Regions from separate parts of the Mus musculus genome. Here all the other regions are linked to region 1. A link is a loop called in an ENCODE intact Hi-C map of the cell type or tissue named here. Cell type or tissue: left cerebral cortex. All regions are shown on one strand.

Region 1 (5,000 bases):
CCAGGAACAGGTGTAGGTCAAGCAGGTAGGGGACCTCGTCTGGGGCCACCAAAGAATAGGCTGTGCCACTTCGGCCTGCTCGGGCCACACGGCCTGTAGCGGGGAAAGTTGAGTTTCAGCCAAGGGACCCCAACTCCCTGAGGGCTAGAGCTAGGCCAGGGCCTTTCCTGAACTGCTGCCCCCACCTACAGGGTAGGTGGTCAGGGGTGGGTACTGGTTGGTAGAGTGATCAAAAGCAGGACAAGTACCTCTTGTGACCCGGACTCAAAAGTCCTGGGCACTGCCAATTTGGGAATATTTTTCCCCCCAAGGGTTAATTAAGACTGCAAATTCTCAGCAAAAAAGGTTTGGGCCAGAACTCCTGAAAGGTGTTGGGTCAGAGGGCTGACGGGTCAACAAGCCGATGACCACCAGGGAGTCACAGAGCCAGGACGGGGGAAGCTCCACCTGGCCCACCACTTGCTTGAACAATAAAGTTTTACTGGCACACAGCCAGGCCTGCTCATTTACATATTCCCAGTGGAACTTTCCACTTAACACTGTAGACTGAATTAGCAACAACAAAGATGGTATAGTGCATCATGTAAAAATAGTCACCACTGGGGCCCTTTACTGAAGATGTGCCACCCATGAAGAAGGACGTCACAGTAAATGAAAACACATGTACATGCTAGAGCCTTGAACAGCAGCAGCTGGTAGGGAACAACCCAACAGGCCTCCAGCAGGGTCTGGAGTGAATGGCAGGTATCACACTTCAGCTAGGCTTACTCTATATAGCCTTGGCTGGCCTCAAACTCCTGATCCTCCTGCTTCAGCATCCTAAGTGCTCTGACCACAAACAAGCCCTGCCACGCCCAGCTTTTTCCCATGCCTCCCCTCATTTGCAGGTTTCAGAGGGAGTGGCCTGTCATGTGGCACCTGAGGAATTCCCCCGAGTAGCTCTGGAAACTCCCCAGATGGGAGAGCCAGCTGTTCAGAGAGCAATAGAGACTTGGAGACAGCAGGCAGCCACCAGCCAGGTCAGGAACTGGGTCTCATGGTCAGGGGCTCCTGCGGGCCTTACAGTGAAGTATCAGGACACCAACGCCCAGTGGCTGCCCCTCCTCTGCCCGGCAGATGTGCGTATGAATTCAACCACTCAGTCACACAGAGAACAACTCTAAGAAGCCCCATGCCCGGCCTCTCTCCCATGCACACTTTAATCTGCCTGCATTCATGAACACAGCACACGACTTGGTCTGTGGCAGTTTTCCCAGCCTGAGCGACACCATGGGCTCTGTTCCCAACACCGAAAGAAAGGAAGCTCTGGGAGCTGAGGCTGCCTGTCAGAACCCACCCAAGGGACATTACTTAAGGCCTCAGTTTCCCCAAATTCCCAGCTGCCAGCACGGTACAGCACCCCTCCCCCCGCCCGCCCCCAAGGCCCCCAGTGCAGCTAGGCGCCTCACCCACTCGGTGCAGGAAGAGCTTGCCCTTGGCAGGGAAGCTGTAGTTGATGACGTTGTCCAGCAGTGGGATGTCCAGGCCCCGGGCGGCCAGGTCAGTCACGATGAGGGTGGAACATTTGTTGTGTGTGAACTTGGCCAAGTTGATCTTGCGGGCCGTCTGGTCCAAGGCACTATAGATGTGGGCGCAACTCACACCCTGGCCCATCAGCAACTGTGCAGAGGAAAGGCGGTGAGGGTGGGGGAAGCTTGCAGGAAGGAGCAAGGGCTGGAGGCTGGGCCCAGGCTCGGGCACTCTGGGTCTGAACACTGCTCCCTGCGTCAGCATCAAAGCAGCTCCTACCTAACTTCCTAGCTCTGCAAGGCTGCTGGATCCTGTGTGACCATGGGCCAATTACTCAGTCTCTCTGTGCCTCACAGGACTACGTGGTTAATGTACCATTGAGGAACGAGCCTGAGACACAGGAAGCCTGTGAACACCAACCGCTCTCTCCAAGTTACTATTTTAGTCTCCGACGCTCGGGGGAGGAAGGCGCCGTTAACATGCCGGGTAAATGAGACTCAGGCACCCGTGCCCTCAACAGTGCCCAGGTGTGCCTACTGGGGCGAGACAGTGGCTAGGCAGCCCCTCCCCCAGCCTTCCAGGCTGCTGGCACTCTCCAGATGCAAGCATCTAACTGCGGGTCACACAGGTGTGAATGTACAGAGAAGGCCAAGGGCACGCCACCCTGCTAACACGCTAGCTTTATACTTAGGTGTCAGGCATGGCACAAACTGGAAATTCACCCCCCCAAAAATCCAGGTCCACTAGGAGTTACTGCAGATGACTGGAACAGAAAGCAAGACAGGCCAAAACCAACTTGGGTGTGCTGACAGGGTCTGCACCCTCACAACGGCATTGACAGTTCACCAGTGTCTTCTGATGTCAGCGTGTGGGAAAAGCCCCACCCAGGCTCATGGGCGCGCTATTGCTGCCCTCTGGTGGCCTCCCTTGGAAGTGCAACTCTGGGTGCTGGATGAAGCTGGTTTGAGAGCCCATGGTTTCTCCATCCCCCAGAGCCCCAGCTCACCTCTGTGAGGTACTCCGCATGGTGCTTTGTGGCTACAAACACCACAGTCTGGTCCTGGGGCCGAACGACATTCTGCAGCAGGTAGAGGAGCACAGCAGCCTTGGTGTCTTCGCGCACAAGGAGGAAGGAGGTCTGCGGGCAGAGGGAGGGATGTGGACTCCTGGTCATGGACTGGCCGACTCTGCCCCGGCACTAGCCTGAGGAAGGAGCCCAACACCACCTCACCTTGAGCTGCTCATTGAGCTTGGAGTCTACGTCCAGGCGGATGAGCACGGGCTCTGTGAGGCCTGTTGGGGTGCGGGGGGGATTGCAGGGGTCATGAAGGGGCAGACCCCACCCCCACCCCGAGTCCAGCACCACGCCCCACTCACTGGCTCACCTGCCCGTGCAAATTCCACCAGCAGCTTGGGCAGTGTAGCTGAGAACAGCACCGTCTGGTGGCCCCCAGGAAGGCGGCCTATGATCTCCTGTAGCTGCTCAGCAAAGCCCATTTCAAAGAGCCTGCAGGGAATGGCGGGCAGGGAGGCTCAATGGTAGGCTCCTACCCTAAAGAGCTTGGAACCCTGGCTCCCCTCACTTCAGAACCCCGGCCACGTGGCACTGTGAATCTTCCTGTGTCTGTTTCTCCGCTGTAGGGGAATGAACGCAGCCTCACGCATCCTCAGTGAGCCCTCTCTACTGCCCACAGTCAGCATGGGATGTAACGTTCTTTTCAGCACTAAGTCATAAACTTACAATGATGATGAGCAGATGCCCAGGGATGGGACTACTCAAACATACATTCACATCTCCTGGGCAGACCTAGTCTCCTGTGACCTCCCTCTTCTTTGCTTCCTGAGCGCTGGGGACAACCTTGACTGTTGCTCGGGGTTGGGGGTGGGGTATACCCGTGGCCTCACCTGTCTGCTTCATCGAACACCACATACTCCACACTCTGCAGCTTCAAGTTCATCTCCACAGCCACATGCACCAGACGCCCAGGGGTGGCAATGATTCTGGAAGCAATACACAGGCCAGGTCACTCCCGGCCCAGGACCACCACAGCCCACGACACCTTCCACGCCACTCTCTGGGAAGGGGCCCCAGAGCATCACCCCCATCAACAAACTCACATGTCAGGGTTCTCGTGCAGGGCTGCAAACTGGTCTTCCATTCTAGGGGAAAAGCAAGGGCTGCCTGAGAAACAGTGCTTTTGAATCTGTCCCTCCCCTGCCCTCCCCCACAGCCAAGCAACCCCACAGTTCGCCATGGAGCACACACTATAGGTATGGAAGTGAGAAATGCTTACTGTGAGACACCTGGTCAAGGCCCTGCCCCCGCTGAGAAACAAGGGAGAACCTTAGACTCCTCACCAGCAAAGTGCCGCCAACGCACAGCGCCACCTAGTGACTCAGCTTGGAATTACCAGCTTCACCTAGAACCCTAATTCCCCTAGGGCTAAGTGTCTGTTCTCATGAGTCCCTGGTGCAGCTGTAGAAGTGGGGATCCTGGCTCCACATAGCTTGGGAAGGCTCAGCTGTCTGACAATCACATACTACAGCCCCTAGTAGAAGCCAGAACAGAGAAGCAGGGCAGACTAACCGCAGCCTCAGCACCCAGAGAAAGGCATATCCTATACAACGAAAGCCTCATCAAACTCCCTGACCCAACACTGCAAGCCGACGGGTCCCTCTGCCCTGTCCCAGCTTCCACCACGCGAACCCCTGGCCAGCTTGTCTGAACACACAGAGAAGCTGCTGTTACTGACTAGCAGCTGTGGCCCACAAAGGGAACCCTCAGGCACAGGGGCGTGGCTGCTGAGGGAAGCTGGGATTCCGGGTAAGGAATCCTTACTTGTCTCCACCCAGGATCAAGGCAGTCTTGAGGCCGGTGAACTTGCCTAGCTGTGGAGAGAGGGAGACAGAGGGATCAAAGGCAGGTGAGGGCCAGCCGCCTCAGCCTTCCCACCAGGCCCAGTTCCGCGTGCATACCTCTTTAGTGAACTTCATGGTCTGCAGGGCCAGCTCCCGGGTGGGTGAGAGGATGAGGGCTCGAGCCCCCGTCTGTGCACTGCGTGCCTTCAGCCGCTCAAACATCGGGAGGAGGAAGCAGGCCGTCTTGCCACTGCCTGTCCGGGCCATGGCCACCACATCCTTGCCATCCAAGATCACGGGGATGGTCTGTCAGACATAACGATGGAGGCACTGTCAGCTCTGGCCCCTGCATGGCTGAGGCACAGGTAAGCCACAGGCCTGTCAGCACACCTCCAGTAAGCATCCTTGACTCCTTGTGCTAGGAGGCTCTGCCTCCCAAGTTGGGTCTCCACCTTGTCTCCCATGCAGCCAGCGTGCTGGGTGATCATGGGGTGCTTGTGTGCTACCTGGGCAGGCTCCGCATGGCAAGAGGCAGAGAGCCACAGTCAAACCCCAGCTCTGCTCCCCCCACCCCCCCATGAAATGGCTAAGCCATGTGGAGCTTCAGTCACACAAGGTGACAAGCAAGGTGA
Region 2 (5,000 bases), 93 kb before region 1:
TGAAAAGACCGTCTATCTACCTTTTGTGCAAAATCAGAAGAATCTTGCTGCTGGTATGGTTAGTTTTAGGTGTCAACTTGGCTAGGCGATGGTGCCCAGATGTTTCATCAAACACCCAGCCATCTCCACGCTGCCGTGACGGTATTGCGAAGATTTGGGGGAGTAGGTGCTGAGTCGAGAGATTTAACCCTCAAAAACATGGGTGGCCGTCACCCAATCAGTTGGCAGTCCCAAGAGAACAAAACTGAAGTCCCCAGAGGAAGAAAGAATTCTGTGACCAGACAACCATCAGTTCTTCCCTAAGCTCCACCCCCCCCACCCTGTGGACCTTAGCCTGGCCCCTCTCCATGGTCACAAAAATCCACTGGGAGGGAGGGAGGAAGGGAGGAAGGGGAGGGCAGGATGGGAGGGAGGGATGGAGGGAGAGCAGAGGGTCTGAGAGAGGGCAGAGGGTCCAAGGGAGAGAGCATCACACACCATCAGTTCTCTTCGTCTGTAGCATCATTGGACCGAAGTTGCTGCTGACCTCCGTAAGGCTCCCCATTAAAAATAAGAGTCCTGGGCCAGCACTGAAACAGTGACTGTCACCAAGCCTACAGAACCTGACTTCAATTTCTGGCACCTATATGGTAGAGAGAATCAACTCCCATAAGTTCCCCTTAGATCTGAAGACACATGCCAGGGCACACGTAGCCCCCACCAAATAAGATTTAAATTAAAAAAAAATGTATCTGAAAGCTTCCAGGTAATGCACCCACTTCACCAATCCTAACTGCATGAAAAATCCCTACAGCCAGAGAGGACACGAACAGCCACCAGAAATGATCTCCCATGAACCCGTGCGCCAGCTGGGCCTCCCTTATCTGGGCTGAGATAGGTGCCCTGGGTGACTCCAATGCCCACGTGACTTGGGAAGTTTTCCTTCTTCTGCTGCCATGTCTGGATGCTCTTCGTGGACTCCCTTTAGCTAACTGTGAATGAGGCTTCGGGGAGACGACAGGGAGGCCACAGGTCACAGTTTCTAGCTGCTCATCCTGCTGTGGTCAGGACATAGGGAGCAGAATGCTTCCAGGTAAGTTAGATATCCTGTGTGGATCTGCTCTCAGGGCTTCCCCCGCCCCAAAATTATACGTACATGATCATGTAGCTTGGAGGGAGAGAGAGAGAGAGAGAGAGAGAGAGAGAGAGAGAGAGAGAGACAGAGAGACAGAGAGACAAAAGAGAGACAGGGGAGAGAGAGATTGAGACAGATAGAAAGAGAGAGAGACAGAAAGAGAGAAAGAGACAGAGAGAGACAGACAGACAGACAGAGACAGAGAGAGAAAGAGAGAGACAGAGAAAGAGAGACAGAGAGGGAGACAGAGGGAGAGAGGAGAGACAGACAGACAGACAGACAGACAGCACTCAACTCTCCTAATGCATTTGCTGGGTTGGAACTGTGTCCCCCGACACAGCCATATCGAGCGCTAAGCCTCAGCTTATGAATTTGGGGGGAGCATGACTTAGACTCTGACATTAGGTCACTTTTCTCATCTCTGGGATGAAACACTTGACAGACACAGCCTGAGGGAGGACACAGGATGCAGGAAGCCAGCTCAGGGCTTCCGAAGCTCCCATCCATCATGAGGACAGGGTGTAACAGAGCAAATTGTAGGAAGCCCAGGAGGGGAGCGGGTCAGCACTTGAATGGCTCCTTTTTCCCCCCTCTTCCTGACCTGGTCACCAGCACACAGGACAGCATGGTCCACATGAAATTCGTGGTCCACATGAAATTCAGGTCTCTTACCTGGATTAATCCTTTCTGGGAGCTCCCTGAGGGAAACATATGCCCAGAGCCCAGCCTTACCATTTAGCAGGTAACTCTAGATACGACTGTATTGACAATGGGCACAGCCAACGGAATCGAAAGCAAAGTCTCAAAGAGACACTTTACCCTGTGCCCATAGACACTGTTCTGAACGCCCCACGGTGGGAATGAATTAATAAGTGAACAGAGAGCAAAGACTTCATATCTGCAGGACAAAGCCTCCGGTGGACATTTACACAACAGGAACCTACTTGGTGCTGATGAATTGTAAACTCGAATGTGACTGAGATGAGGAAATCTTACGTTCCTGGCTTTTGCCACAATAAGAATCGGTTTAAATAGATTACCTAAAAAGGCAGCCAGGCCTGCAGGAAAGCGAGGAAGTAAGCTCTGGCCACGAGGGGGCGCTCTGCACCCGCTCCTATTTCGTTCCGCGGCGGAAGACCTGGACTCTTGCAGGTGGATCGAGTTCTATCCTCCCCTTGGCCAGCCTACGTGTTCCACAGATAGAACAACTGTTTCAGCTCCAGGGGCCACCGAACTTCAAGCACATCTGGGTCACACTAACTGTCAGCCTGTTTTTATTTCCCGTGGGTCCTTCTCCTCTGCGATGGAGAAAGGAGCCTACGTCAAGGGCACCCACAGCCAGCCAACTTGGATTCAAAGGGAGAGGTGGTGAAAGGGCCTCATCCAGACTCCGTGGATTAAAGATATTGAGATCTATGAGGAAGTGGAGACATCCATCAAAAACCATGTACCTATGTACCTATGTCCTCAGATGCACGGTACAATAGCCAGGTCCGGGGGTGTGGGAAGTCTGCCGCAATGCCTGCTGGGAGGTTGGAAGCCCGAGAAGGACGTACAGAGTACCTGGTTCACAGAATGTACTCGAAACATCCTGTAACTGCCTGCATCCTATGCCCAACTGGGGCCTGGGTCAGACAATTCGAGGAGGAACCAAGGAAGCTGACTTTGGGGCTGAACCGGACCCCTCTGTGGACCCAGGAGTGTCTGTCCTCTTCTCTTTCTTCCTCTTGCCTCCCACCCACCTGTTCCATTCTTTTCCTCTGCTCTATCATTTTCAGGACAGGAGTCCACACCCACACTCAGGCCCGCTGACCTCCCTGCCATTCCAAGTGGCCCCAGGGATTGAACTCAGTCAGGTCTAAGGGCTTGGCAGAAAGTGCCTTTCCCCACGGAGCCACCTTGCCGGACTCGGTATAAATGTTTTTTTAACCAAGGGATCTGTGAATGGCCCCCAAACAGACCTGGAGTGCTCACGATACAGAGACCCTCGACTCAAACTGCCTTGGCCTCACTCTCTTGAATCCAGAAAAACAAATCAGTTTCCCCGGTAAGGATTATACTCTTACCATCTTTGAGGACTTGGACAACGATCAGGTGCTCTCGCTGGAGACCAGTATGGATGGATGCCCCACATGAACTTCGGGTATGTATGTAGGGTATCTCGTCACCCTGGGTCTCCTGCCTCTTGATAGGAAAGCACCATTCTTGGGTCACAGCTTAGACACGAGATCATCAACACAATGGCCCCTTGTCACAGGATGGGCTTTACAGGTCACCCTTCTGGGGTCCCTCAAATCCACCTTCACCACACTCAGCCCTATAGCCTCAGGAAGTCCCCTGACTTCCAAGGGCCCCAAAGATATAGATAGATAGATAGATAGATAGATAGATAGATAGATAGATAGATAGATAGATAAATAGATAGATAGGAACCAGAACCATATATATCACTCTTAAAAGAACAGAGAAGAGCTGGCCCCAGCTCTAGATGGACAGAGAGGGGGTGGGAAGAGCCTGGAATCCCGCATCCATCCTGTTCTGTGTGACAGGGACAGAGTGACCAATGCATGCTCCTAGGAATGGGATCCTGAGATCCCGCCCCTTCTGGGCCTGCAGCCACAGGTGGCTGTTAACTGCGTGTAGTCCTTCTCAGCCCTCCTTGGTGAAAGGCCTCACTGTGCTAGATCAGCCAGATTACATCCATTAGTCATTCAACACGCATCATGGCGGCCTGTTGCCATGGAAAGTGCAAAGGCGTTGAGGCGTCAACTCCCAGCCCTACTCACTCTTGTGGGAAGTCGGACAAACTGAGTAACCTCTCTGAGCTTCCAGAGATTTTGCTTCCTGCCCATAACATGAGGACACAGTCTTACCTCCAGGGGCTGAATGGAATGGACACTCAATAAGCAGAAGCCATCATTTGTGATGATCTTGGGCCACAGAGGTGAACCGTGGTGGAAGCCCTTAGGGGCCTTTTGAGCAGGAATCAGTTTTGTGTAAGTGGTTAAAGTAGTTGATGGCGTGATATGGGGTGTCACAGAGGAGGAGGAGGAGGAGGAGGAGGAGGAGGAGGAGGAGGGAAGACCGATGAATCAAGAGAGGCTGCTGGGAGGAGTTGGCTGGATTCTTCTTTTGTGTTTGCTACTAAATCCCTGTGCAACTTTGAGTTGATGACTTCCTTACCCTGAGGACCTCAGGTTCCCACCGATTGCAAGGTGGTCATTAAGCAGTGACTAGATGTAGCTGTGAATGGCTTTCTTCTAAAAACAAACAAACAAAACAACAACAAAAACGCAGGTGTCCTGGGCAGGGTAAAGACTCCAGCTAATCCAGTTTTGGTTCTGGGAGTGAGCCTAGTGTAGCCTGCCCTTCACCCTTGCTCTCCCTTCCCCCTGCCCTCCCCCAATCCCCCCAGATCCCAACAGAGGAGGAGCAAGGGCCACTCTGGTCTGGCTCCCAAAGAGGTCCCTTAACCCTGCTCAGCTGCCTGGATCGCAGTCCCACACAGCCTCATCTTTCCCAATCTAAACAGGGCAGGTCCTGGATGTCTCCTCTCTCAGTCCATACCTGTGTCTGCAGATGCTGTGTTCAGCTTGCCAGAGGGCCTATCACAGTGCCCATGAACGCTTAAACTGCTGCTCCAAGAGATCACCCTGTAGTTGGCCAGTGGCCTTATGAGCAGTCTTTAGACTGTCTCTAAATCAGATTCATTCATTCAAGTACTTATTGAGCGCCTGTTGTGTACCAGGCCCTAGCATAGATGCTAAATGCAAAGATGATAGATTGGAACCAGAACCCCTAAACACAGAACGGATCTGATGCCTCGTGGGCCCAGCCGGGGACTCGGTGACTCGCGTGTCACAGCGGCTGGGCGGATCGGTCTCCT
Region 3 (5,000 bases), 53 kb before region 1:
AATGCCCAGATCAAATTATCCCGTGGTCACATCTGTGTTGATTGTTAGTGGGTCCAGCCCACTGTGGGTGGCACCATTCCCTATGCCGGTGATCCTGGGCTGCATCAGAAAGCTGGCTAAGTGTAAACCCATGGGTGAGCCAGCAGATGGAGTTGTGCCATGGTCTCAGACTAACCTTTTCTTCCCCTAAATTGCTTTCAGGCAGAGTGTTTTATCCCAGAAAGAGAAGGGAAGCCAAAACAGACCACAAAGATCCACTAGCCCTGCTCCAGCCCCTTCTGTTCATCCTGATTCCAGCTCTGCACATTCTCACTCACTGTCTCCACTTCACACTAGCCAGTCAAAGCAACACCTTCTCCAGGAAGCCTTCCTGATCCCTGCCTTGGGGCTCAGTCTCAGACAAAGCCTCAGGCTGGTCATTCTAATACTTTAAGTGTTTAGCTGGAGCTGGGTTGCGGGTCAGTAGTAGAGAGCTCAGGGCTAGGGATTCATCCCCGCAACAGCAGAGCAACCTGTCACGGTCATCATATCCCCATCTAACTTCAACACATCTGTCTCTGCTGTGAAAACCTGACACATAGTAGGGATGTTGGAAACAGGACTTGCATGAAGCAAATACTACACTTTGAATATATCAACTTGGTATCAGCTAATAGGACCAAGGAGGTACCGGCTGTCTGCAACCCCACTTCCCAGATGAGAATACTAAGGCACAGAGAAATTAAGTCACACGCTGGAGGTTGCACCACACGCCCAGGTGGAAGTGGGATGCTTCTGACTGGCAGATGGGGACCATAGAGCCTGTGGCATACCCACCACCTCACCTGAGCGCTCAGCCTGGAGGCAGCAGGTCCAGCGCCCGCTGCGGAAGGCACCAGGGTGGCAGGCAACCAGCTTGCCCGGGTTGGGGGCACTGGCTTTGCGCAGGGCTGACAGCCATTGGTTGAGGTCATTCACGTTCTGCAAGAGATGGAGGCCGGAAGAAGATGAGTGAGGCTGAGCCACAGACCCCGCCTCTGGCTGTGCCCCAAGCCTCACCTTACACTGGAGGTAGGTGGTGTGTGACGTCCCGGCGCCATCCTGTGTCACCACCTGCATGACGTGTGGCAGTTGAAAGGCACCCTCGTCCACATGCTCCACAGCCCGGATGCAGGACAGCGGGATGGATGTGTGAACCTGTGGGCCGCCAGGGACAGGGCTGTGACACCAGGTGGAGTGCTTGAGGCCCCATATTCAATTCCTGATAGCTCTGTTGTGTCCTCTCCACAGTCCTGCTCTGCGGCCAGCTGAGTGACACGGTTTTTCTAGGTCTGAGTTTGCTTCACCACCACCATCATCATCATCACCACCATTGTCATCATTACAACTATCATCACCAACCAGGACCACCGTCCCACAATCATCATCGCCAGTTGATGAATTGCAAGCAGTGCCCACAAGCCAAGTCCTAGTCTCCCTCGGGTTACACTCATTAGCACAGGACAGCTGGCACAGAGCCCAGCACACACACACACACACACACACACACACACACACACACACACAGATACACGGGTGATTACGCAGCTGAGTGAGTGCCCGGATACACACCTGCTCAGAGCCGTCAGGACAGATGGATCCTGTGTGTGAGCCTATGATGCTTGGTGTGGACTTTGTGGCCCCCCACCTCCACCCCCACGTGTCCACACCTGGGAGAGCATGCCCAGCATCCCTGTCGCAGGCCATGCTGGCCCCAAGCTGAGAGTAAGCCAAAAGTTTGGAACAGCTGCTCTGATGGGAGGGGAAAGGAGGTGGGAGCTTGGGGGCGGGGCATGTTGGAGTCCCACCTGCCACTCCGGAGTCTTGGAGTAGGAGAGGTCCCGCCCACTCAGCCGGAAGTAGCGCTTCTTGAAGGCAAAGCGCGTGGCCAGGCCTCCAGGCTCCTCCTTGCGCTTCAGCAGGAAGCCTTCTCGAACAATGGTTGAGGGTTGGACCAGGGCGCAGGCTGGACCCCCGGCCTCTGGGAAATCGAGAAAGAGGGTGTGGGACTCTGCCATCTCTGGGGTCTCTAGCACCTGCCAAGGGGCAGGAAGTCCTACCCGCTGTGACAAGGAGGGGTTAGCAGCTGGGGAAAGTGGAACCCAGGCCTCTCTCAGGGCCCTGCTTGTGAGACTGCAGCTGTCCTAGTCAATCCAGTGATGTCTCAGACAGCCTCAAGCTCCAGGCTGCAGACCTCTCTCTGTCCCAGATACCCCACCTCACCCCCAGACCACCACAACCAGGGCTCTCCACTGCCCAGGTTACCCCTATGTGATCTGAGCCCCCCATTCTGTCGTGCCCTCCACCCCAAGTCCTCTATTTCCGAGGGCTACACGGCACCACTCCCAAACAAGCCCCAGTTCTGCCACAGCTTTTTAGCACCCCACTTCTTTCTTTCTTTAACCCCTTTCTCTTTCTCTCATCTCTTGTCCTCTGTTCCCACCCCAGGGCCTTTGCACGTGCTGTTTCCCCTGCCTGGCTCACTCTGGCATTGACACTGGTTCTCCAAATCTCAGCCAGAGTGACTCCATCTTGAACCAAGATGCCATTTAACTATTCTGCTTGCCCAGACAGAAGCCCCAAAGAAGCCATCCTCGCCCCCATCGCTATCTCTGAGGCCAGGAGAATCTCTGATAAGAGCAAACTGGAGTGTGTTTAAGTCCTGGTTTGGGTCTGTGCCCGGTTGCCTGAGTTCGCAGTCATTCCACAGCACTGACACTAGGTGGCGCTCTGAACCCAACGTTGCATCCGCGCTTGAGTAGACAGGTGCTTGGTGCTTGGTGAGTCAGAGGAGGGGGACTTTGAGGAAAAATAAATAAATAAAGCAGCAGTCCAGATAAACTCTGACTCCATTCTTGGGGCACGGGGCAGCGTCCCCGTACGGGAGCTGGTGTCAATTAAACAACACTCCAAAAGAGTCACAGCACATACTCCAGAGTGTCATTCTAGTGGCACCAGGGAGGCCCACTCGGGCCATCTCTGGGCCATCTCTTCTCTTCCCTGTCTTTTCATCTTCCTTCCCTCTCTTTCATTAGATTGGATCTCACTGTGACACCCTGCCTGGCCTAGAACTCTCCATAGACCAGGCCTCTCTTGTTTCTGCCCCCTGAATGTTGGGAATAAAGATGTGGACACCGCCTTCGCCCTCCCAAGCCCCCCCCTTCTCCCTTCCTTGGTAACTCCCTGACACCCCATCAACTTGGCTATTGTCTTTTCTGTTTATTTGGTTGTTGGTTGCATAGTTTGGATTGGTTTTGGTGGTTTTTTTTTCAATAATTTTTTAGTGGTTTTATTTATTTTTATTTCATGCGCATTGGCGTTTAGCCTGCATGTGTGTGTGTTAGGGTGTCAGACCCCCTGGAACTGGAGTTACAGACAGATGTGGGCTGTCATGTAGGAGCTGGGAACAAGTCCAGGTCTTCTGGTAGAGCAGCCAGTGCTCTCAACCACTGAGTCCCTTCTCCAGCCTGGTTGTTTTATTTGCTATCTTGTTTGTTTTGTTTTGAGACAGAGTTTCTCTGTGTAGCCCTGGCTGTCCTGGAATTCTCTCTGTAGACCAGGCTGGCCTCAAACTCAGAAATCCGACTGTTTCTGCCTCCCGAGTGCTGGGATTAAAGGCCTGTGCCACCACGCCTCAGCCCTTGATAATTGTCTTACAACATGGTCCCCATGAGAGTGAGATTCTATGAATAAGTCCAGGATTTTCTTCTGTCTCACTCCCTTTTTTGGTATGTGTGGTGCATGCATGTGTGTGCATATGTGTGTGTTTGTATGCATGTATATACAAGTGTATGCATGTGTGTATATTTGTACATGTGTGTGTATGTCTCTGCATGTGTGTATGTCTTGTGCATGTGCATGCATGTGTGTGCATGTATATAAATGCATGTATATATTTGTACATATGTGTGCCTTTGTACATGTATGCACACGTCTGCATGTGTGTATCGTGTGTGCATTTGTACGTGTGTGTCCATATCTGCATTTGCGTGCATGTGTGCATGGGTGTATGTATTGTGTGTACGTGTGTGCATGTGGAGACCCGAGGACGACATCTGGAGTCTTTCTCTGTTGCTCCCCAATTTATTCTTTTTTTTTTTTTTTTTTTTTTTTTTTTTGGTGTTTTGAGACAGGGTTTCTCTGTGTAGCCTTGGCTGTCCTGGAACTCACTTTGTAGACCAGGCTGGCCTTGAACTCAGAAATCCGCCTGCCTCTGCCTCCCCAGTGCTGGGATTAAAGGCGTGCGCCACCACGCCCGGCCCCAATTTATTCTTTGAGACTGAGCCACTTGTTGAGCTTGGAGCTCACCATTTTGACTACAGTGGCTGGCCAGGGAATCCCGGATGATCTGCCTGTCTTCACACCTCCAAGGCCAGGGCTATTAGCAGGCACAGCCAGGCCTGGATTTTAGGTGACTGGGAATTTGAACTCAGATCCTCAAGTTTGCTCAGCACTTTACCCACTGAGTCATTTCTCCCTCATGAAATGACTTTATCTGAAAAACCTGCAGGGGAATCTATCTTATCTTTCTTTTTTTTAGTGCTGGGGTGGAACCTAGGACCTCGTACATGCAAAGCAAGCTCGACTCCACTAACTCTCAGTCCCAGGCCTTTGGGGTGGTACCTGTTACATAACAGGGACTTAATGAGCATGCCCATACCAGAGATTCCATGCCATGACCCTACCACACTGCTACATTGGCAGAGATGACCTAACCAAGCCCGACACAAAACGTTAGTTGACTGACTAGTTGACCTGCAGGTCCAGAGTTTTAGTACTGGGGACTAAGGGAGTGGGATATCGAGTGCTCCCGGGGGATGGGGGGGGGGACAAGCCAGGAGTGGAAGGACCACAGGACTCACCCTCATCCTCGTCCACATCCACCAGCTGGTCCAGGAAGTCCCTCACACGTGAGATGCTCTGCAGCAGGAAGGGATGGAGCGGGGCTAGCCACTGCTCCTTGCCCTGGCCCAGCTGCTGGC
Region 4 (5,000 bases), 130 kb before region 1:
AGAAAAGTCTATCCAGGCAAACCTCACACCCAACGAAAACTGTCTGAAGCAGATTGCGGTGTCCTCGGTGCCATCGCAGAAGCTAGAAGGGTATATCCAGGAAAACCTCAAACCTAACAGAGAATCTCTGAAGCAGATAGACCAGGCCGTGGATGCCATCTGGGACCTGCTGCGCAGTCAGATCCCTGTGAAGGAAGTGGCTAAGGTGAGGCTCAGGGTGGGGGCCAGGGCTCTGCATCCCAGGAGAGTTCGCTGTTCCCAAAGGTGGTGGTGCTGAGCATTGTGCCACACAGGGCCCAGGGGATTGCACTTCGAAGGCTTTCCTCTGAGGACAGACAGTGAAGGGGCCCAAGCTGCTGCCAGGTCTTCTTCCACCTGGCTGCATGACTCCCGGAAGGGTCCTTTACCTCTCTGTGCCTCAGTGTCCAGATCTGCAGAATGAGGTCAGCCTAGACCCCACTTCAGAGTGTTGTGATGGTGAAGCACGCAGTGTTCTTAGCACAGGGACGGCTGTTATCAGTGCTCAGTAAATTACCAGGGATTGACTACATGCATTTGTGCTTTGCCATAGAGTGTCTTTGACTCCACATTTATGAGATTTTTGTTCGTGTATCTTTTTCATGCCTACATAGTACTCTACCATATCTATTTTTTTTCCATGCCTGTATAGTATTCTGCTGTGTTATTTGTTCGTCTTAGCGCAGTTTTGAGTTGACCCCAGTTTGGAGCTAGCATGCAAAACATGGACACAAACTGGTGCTGGCAACCTGATTTTAAAATGCCAGTGCCATTTGGGGGATTTCACTTGATTTAAGAAATGTCACTACCTGGAGCTTCAGAAAGTCTAGATCTCACAACTGCCCCTCCATTTCCCCACAGGGTGGCTCCTATGGCCGGGAAACAGCCCTAAGAGGCTGCTCCGATGGTACCCTTGTTCTCTTCATGGACTGCTTCCAACAGTTCCAGGATCAGATAAAATACCAAGATGCATACCTTGACGTCATTGAACTGTGGCTGAAAATCCATGAGAAGAAGTCAGTAAAGCATGAACATGCCCTTGTAGTACAAGTGTCTGTACCAGGGCAGAGAATACTCCTGCAATTACTTCCAGTCTTCAATCCTCTACGTGAGTGATCTGGGGACTGGGGGTGGGGGGGGTGTCCAAGCATTCTGGGAGTCCTGGGAGGCCACTGGGGTCCCGTGGGCTGAGGCTGTCTCCAAAATGGAGCTTGTAAACTCCTGTCTTAGTCACTGGTCAGTTGCTGTGAGGAGACACCCATGACCAAGACAACTCTTATAAAAAGAAGCATTTAACTAAGTGGCTGGCTTCGAGTTTCCGAGGGTTAGCCCCTTATCACCATGGTGGGAAACAGACAGGCATAGTGTTGGAGCAACTCCGGACCTTCAGAAGAGCAGTCGGGTGCTCTTACCCACTGAGCCATCTCACCAGCCCAAGGACACACCTCTTAATTCTTCCCAAACAATCCATCAACTGAGGACTAAGTGTGCAAAGATAATGAGCCTCTGGGGTCCATTCTCATCCAAGCCACCACAACTCCCAAGAGACAAGAGCCTCCTTCCCTAGGCATACTCTGTCTAGCACTTCATTTTCATCTCATTGACTTTGGATACAATGTTCTAAAGGGGAGCCTTGATAGGTGAGAGGGTGGATGAGTGATGGGCAGATGGACAAATGGTAGAAAGGAAGTGGACAGGTGGATGGCTGGGTCCCACTAAATGTGTGTTTGTGTGGGTGGATGGATGTAGGGATAGGTATGCATGTATGAGGATGAATGGATGGATGATGTGTGGACAGATGGAAAATGAATGGAAGCATTGTGGATGGATGGATGGATGGATGGATGTGTGGGTAGATGTATGTATGTATGTTAAAGTGGATGGATGGATGGATGGATGGATGGATGGATTGATGGATGTGTGGATGTGTGGATGGGTGGGTGGATGGATGGATGGATGGATGGATGGATGGATGGATGGATGTAAAAGTGAACGGATAGATGGATAGATGGATGGATGTGTGGATGGATGGATGGATGGATGGATGGATGGATGGATGGATGGATGGATGTAAAAGTGGATGGATGGATAGATAGATAGATAGATAGATAGATAGATAGATAGATAGATAGATGTATGGATGGATAGATGAGTGGGTTGGATGGATGGGTGGATGGATGTGTGGACAGATGGAAAATGTATGGATATAGGGGTGGACAGATAGATGGGTGGAAAAACAGAAGCACGAGAATGTATCATAGCTATTCTGCCAGCAGTGGACTCCACTGGGCTGACAGCCCAGGACCTCTGAGCTGGAGGCCAGGGCCCCTTCATTGTCCACAATCCTGAGAAACTTCTGGGTTACTGAGCCCTTGAATGGCCACCGCCTAACCATTTTCTGACAAGATGGAGATGTACGTACACCCACATGATGACATTCCCAGAAAGGTGGCATCCCTGGGCCCTTCCCATCTTAGGGTTTGAAGGTGAACTGTCCCTACAGGTTCATGTGTTTGAACACTTGGTCCCAGCTTGTGGAGCTCATTTCAGAGGGTGTGGAGAGGAAGTGGAGGGCTGGGAAGTGAGTCTTAAGGGTGGTAACCCCAGCCTGCTTCTGGCCCCACTCCCATTCTGTGTTTTCTTCCTGGTCCAAGACGGCATCATGCAGCATCACCTCCTGCAGCCATATCTTCCCCACCATGATGGCTATACCCTCTAACAGGGAGCCAAAAGAAAGACATCCCTCTTCCAACCAGAAAAGGGACTGACACATGACCCCCTGGGTCCCTTGTCACCAAATCTAAGATCAAAGGAACCAGCTAACAGGTTCGTTTAGTTGTAATGGTGTGCCTGCCTTGAAAGGGCTGCAGGAAATTCTGGGTTCTCGCTTCTGATACACAGAGTCTGGTAGTAGGAGTCCAGTCCAACTGCTGCCTTGACCCAATCAAGGAAACTGCTGGGAGAAGAAACTCTCCACATGTAGTACTGTATGATGCCACCAGATGGCGATAGATTTGCATCTTCCAAAATAAGATTTAATTACAAGAAAGCAATAAATGTTGCTGAAAAAATAAGACCCTACGGGGGCTCTGAAATCGCTTCCTTTACTAAATAAAAAGGCCAACTAGCCTGGTATACTTGTCTCTACCAGGTCAGGCAGACTGTTGTTGCCATGGTTTCTGTAGTTTTGCCCCACATGAGGCTTGTAAGACTTGTTACATTGTTGCATAAAGGACTTCAGTTATGCCTGGTATAGAGTCACTAGTCAATAAATGGCAAGGGCACGTGCCCAGTACTTGCTGGGGAGTCCATATGGTTCCTTGCCCAAAGCTGTGTACCTAAATATGAACAGCGGAACTCAGTGAGCAAGTGTGGAAACTAATTGGTCCGTACACCTCTCCCTTTCCTGGTCCTGTCACCTCCAGGTGCCCGAGTCTGTGTAAGAGGCATTGGTAGAAGTGTAACACAGACGTATGTAGTTGCACACAAACATTTGGCTTTGGTATTATCCAGAGGCCTTCATTTCTCATGTGTAATTTACTGCCTCATGCTGTGTGTGGCTCCACTGATTCTGTCTTGGGTGCACGCGCACACGCACGCACGCACGCACGCACGCGCGCACGCACACACACACACACACACACACACACACAGAGCCTTCATTTTAGCTTTTATTATCTATCAAGGAGAATAACCCCACTGTTAGCTTTCCCAGAGAGCGAGCAGATCAGGCAATAGAGGATCTTCCCAACTCCAGCTGAGCTTCCCGCTGCTCTCTCCTGTCTCTAAGGCTCCAATGAGAATCCCAGCTCCTGTGTCTATGTGGATCTCAAAAAATCCATGGATCAAGTAAGAGCCTCACCAGGGGAGTTCTCAGACTGCTTCACCACACTGCAGCAGCGGTTTTTCAAGAAATATCCCCAAAGACTGAAGGATTTGATCCTATTGGTCAAGCACTGGTATGAACAGGTAATGTATGTTGTTGCCTTGTTTTGTTTTGTTTTTCCTTCTGCAACACGTTTATTGGGAGAGCATGGACTGCGTAGGCGAAAGCTGTTGCCTTGTTTAAGAGGGTCTCAGTCTAGCCTGGAACTCAAAGTCAGAGATCCACCTGCCTCTGCCTCTGCCTCTGCCTCTGCCTCTGCCTCTGCCTCTGCCTCTGCCTCTGCCTCTGCCTCTGCCTCTGCCTCTGCCTCTGCCTCTGCCTCTGCCTCTGCCTCTGCCTCTGCCTCTGCCTCTGCCTCTGCCTCTGCCTCTGCCTCTGCCTCTGCCTCTGCCTCTGCCTCTGCCTCTGCCTCTGCCTCTGCCCCTGCCAACTCCCAAGTCCTGGGACCAAAGCCACCATGCCCTACTGTATTAGCTTTCTATTGAGATCATTCATAGTGAGGAAATTTCAACCATATTAACAACATACCTCAACCTGATTTGATCTCTTCTTCAGCCACAAACCAGAATAGACTATTTTCTCAACTCAAGGACATGGTGGCTACCTGACTGATCCCAGCACTCTAGAAGAGAAGACACACAGCTCTAGAGTTTAAGGCTAATCTCAACTTCTGAAGCTGGTGAAATGGTTCAGCAGTTAAGAACACATATTGTAGGCTGGAGAGATGGCTCAGCCGTTAAGAGCACTGACTGTTCTTCCAGAGGTCCCAAGTTCAATTCCCAGCAACTAACTACATAGTGGCTTACAACCATCTGTAATGGCGTCTGATGCCCTCCTCAGTGACAGTATACTCACATATATTATATAAATAAATAAATTGAGAGAGAGAGAGAGAGAGAGAGAGAGAGCGAGCATGCACACATTGGTCTTCCAGAGAACAAGGTTGGATTCCCAGCACCTGCATCATCCATCCCACAACCAACTTTCACTCCAGAGGGATCTAACACCTCCAGGTTATGCAGGCACCAGAACATGCAAACAAAACACCTGTACACATAAAACAAAAATTTGACTATATATTTTTTAAAAATTTAAA

The links. Hi-C counts contacts between places; a loop is a spot of excess contacts. Peaks named below come from ENCODE experiments on the same cell type or tissue, not always from the same donor. Only the 100,000 strongest peaks of a DNase experiment are listed, where the experiment ranks them.
Region 2: a loop joins it to region 1, with 7 times the contacts of the local background. A loop is called at or near these places in 23 of 42 quality-filtered maps.
Region 3: it touches region 1 in a loop (8-fold over the local background); 29 of 42 quality-filtered maps call a loop at or near these places.
Region 4: it touches region 1 in a loop (8-fold over the local background); 17 of 42 quality-filtered maps call a loop at or near these places.

What each region holds. Positions count from the first base shown.
Region 1 is chr5:120,618,274-120,623,273 of GRCm38, reverse strand. Ddx54 (DEAD box helicase 54) reads right to left here. Exons shown (of 20, transcript NM_028041.2): 4 at 4,486-4,674; 5 at 4,349-4,398; 6 at 3,628-3,669; 7 at 3,415-3,510; 8 at 2,895-3,016; 9 at 2,741-2,802; 10 at 2,516-2,647; 11 at 1,449-1,659; 12 at 1-93. Among named protein-coding and RNA genes, the nearest start is that of Ddx54, 7.6 kb to the right of the region's middle. In left cerebral cortex, CTCF peaks have their summits at 2,422 (motif pointing left) and 3,895 (motif pointing left); DNase peaks (open chromatin) are centred at 1,201, 1,889, 2,415, 3,900 and 1 more place; H3K27ac peaks cover 1,773 bases.
Region 2 is chr5:120,711,713-120,716,712 of GRCm38, reverse strand. It overlaps a transcript of Dtx1 not described here. Among named protein-coding and RNA genes, the nearest start is that of Dtx1, 2.5 kb to the right of the region's middle. In left cerebral cortex, a CTCF peak has its summit at 2,203 (motif pointing right); DNase peaks (open chromatin) are centred at 2,213, 2,554 and 3,830; H3K4me3 peaks cover 538 bases; H3K27ac peaks cover 460 bases.
Region 3 is chr5:120,671,566-120,676,565 of GRCm38, reverse strand. It overlaps Rasal1 (RAS protein activator like 1 (GAP1 like)), which reads right to left. Exons shown (of 22, transcript NM_001359144.1): 16 at 4,881-5,000; 17 at 1,827-1,999; 18 at 1,039-1,176; 19 at 825-960. Among named protein-coding and RNA genes, the nearest start is that of Rasal1, 25 kb to the right of the region's middle. In left cerebral cortex, a CTCF peak has its summit at 2,736 (motif pointing right); DNase peaks (open chromatin) are centred at 1,703 and 2,739.
Region 4 is chr5:120,744,664-120,749,663 of GRCm38, reverse strand. It overlaps Oas2 (2'-5' oligoadenylate synthetase 2), which reads left to right. Exons shown (of 11, transcript NM_145227.3): 1 at 1-205; 2 at 880-1,126; 3 at 3,809-3,987. Among named protein-coding and RNA genes, the nearest start is that of Oas2, 2.7 kb to the left of the region's middle. In left cerebral cortex, a CTCF peak has its summit at 3,022 (motif pointing right); a DNase peak (open chromatin) is centred at 3,016.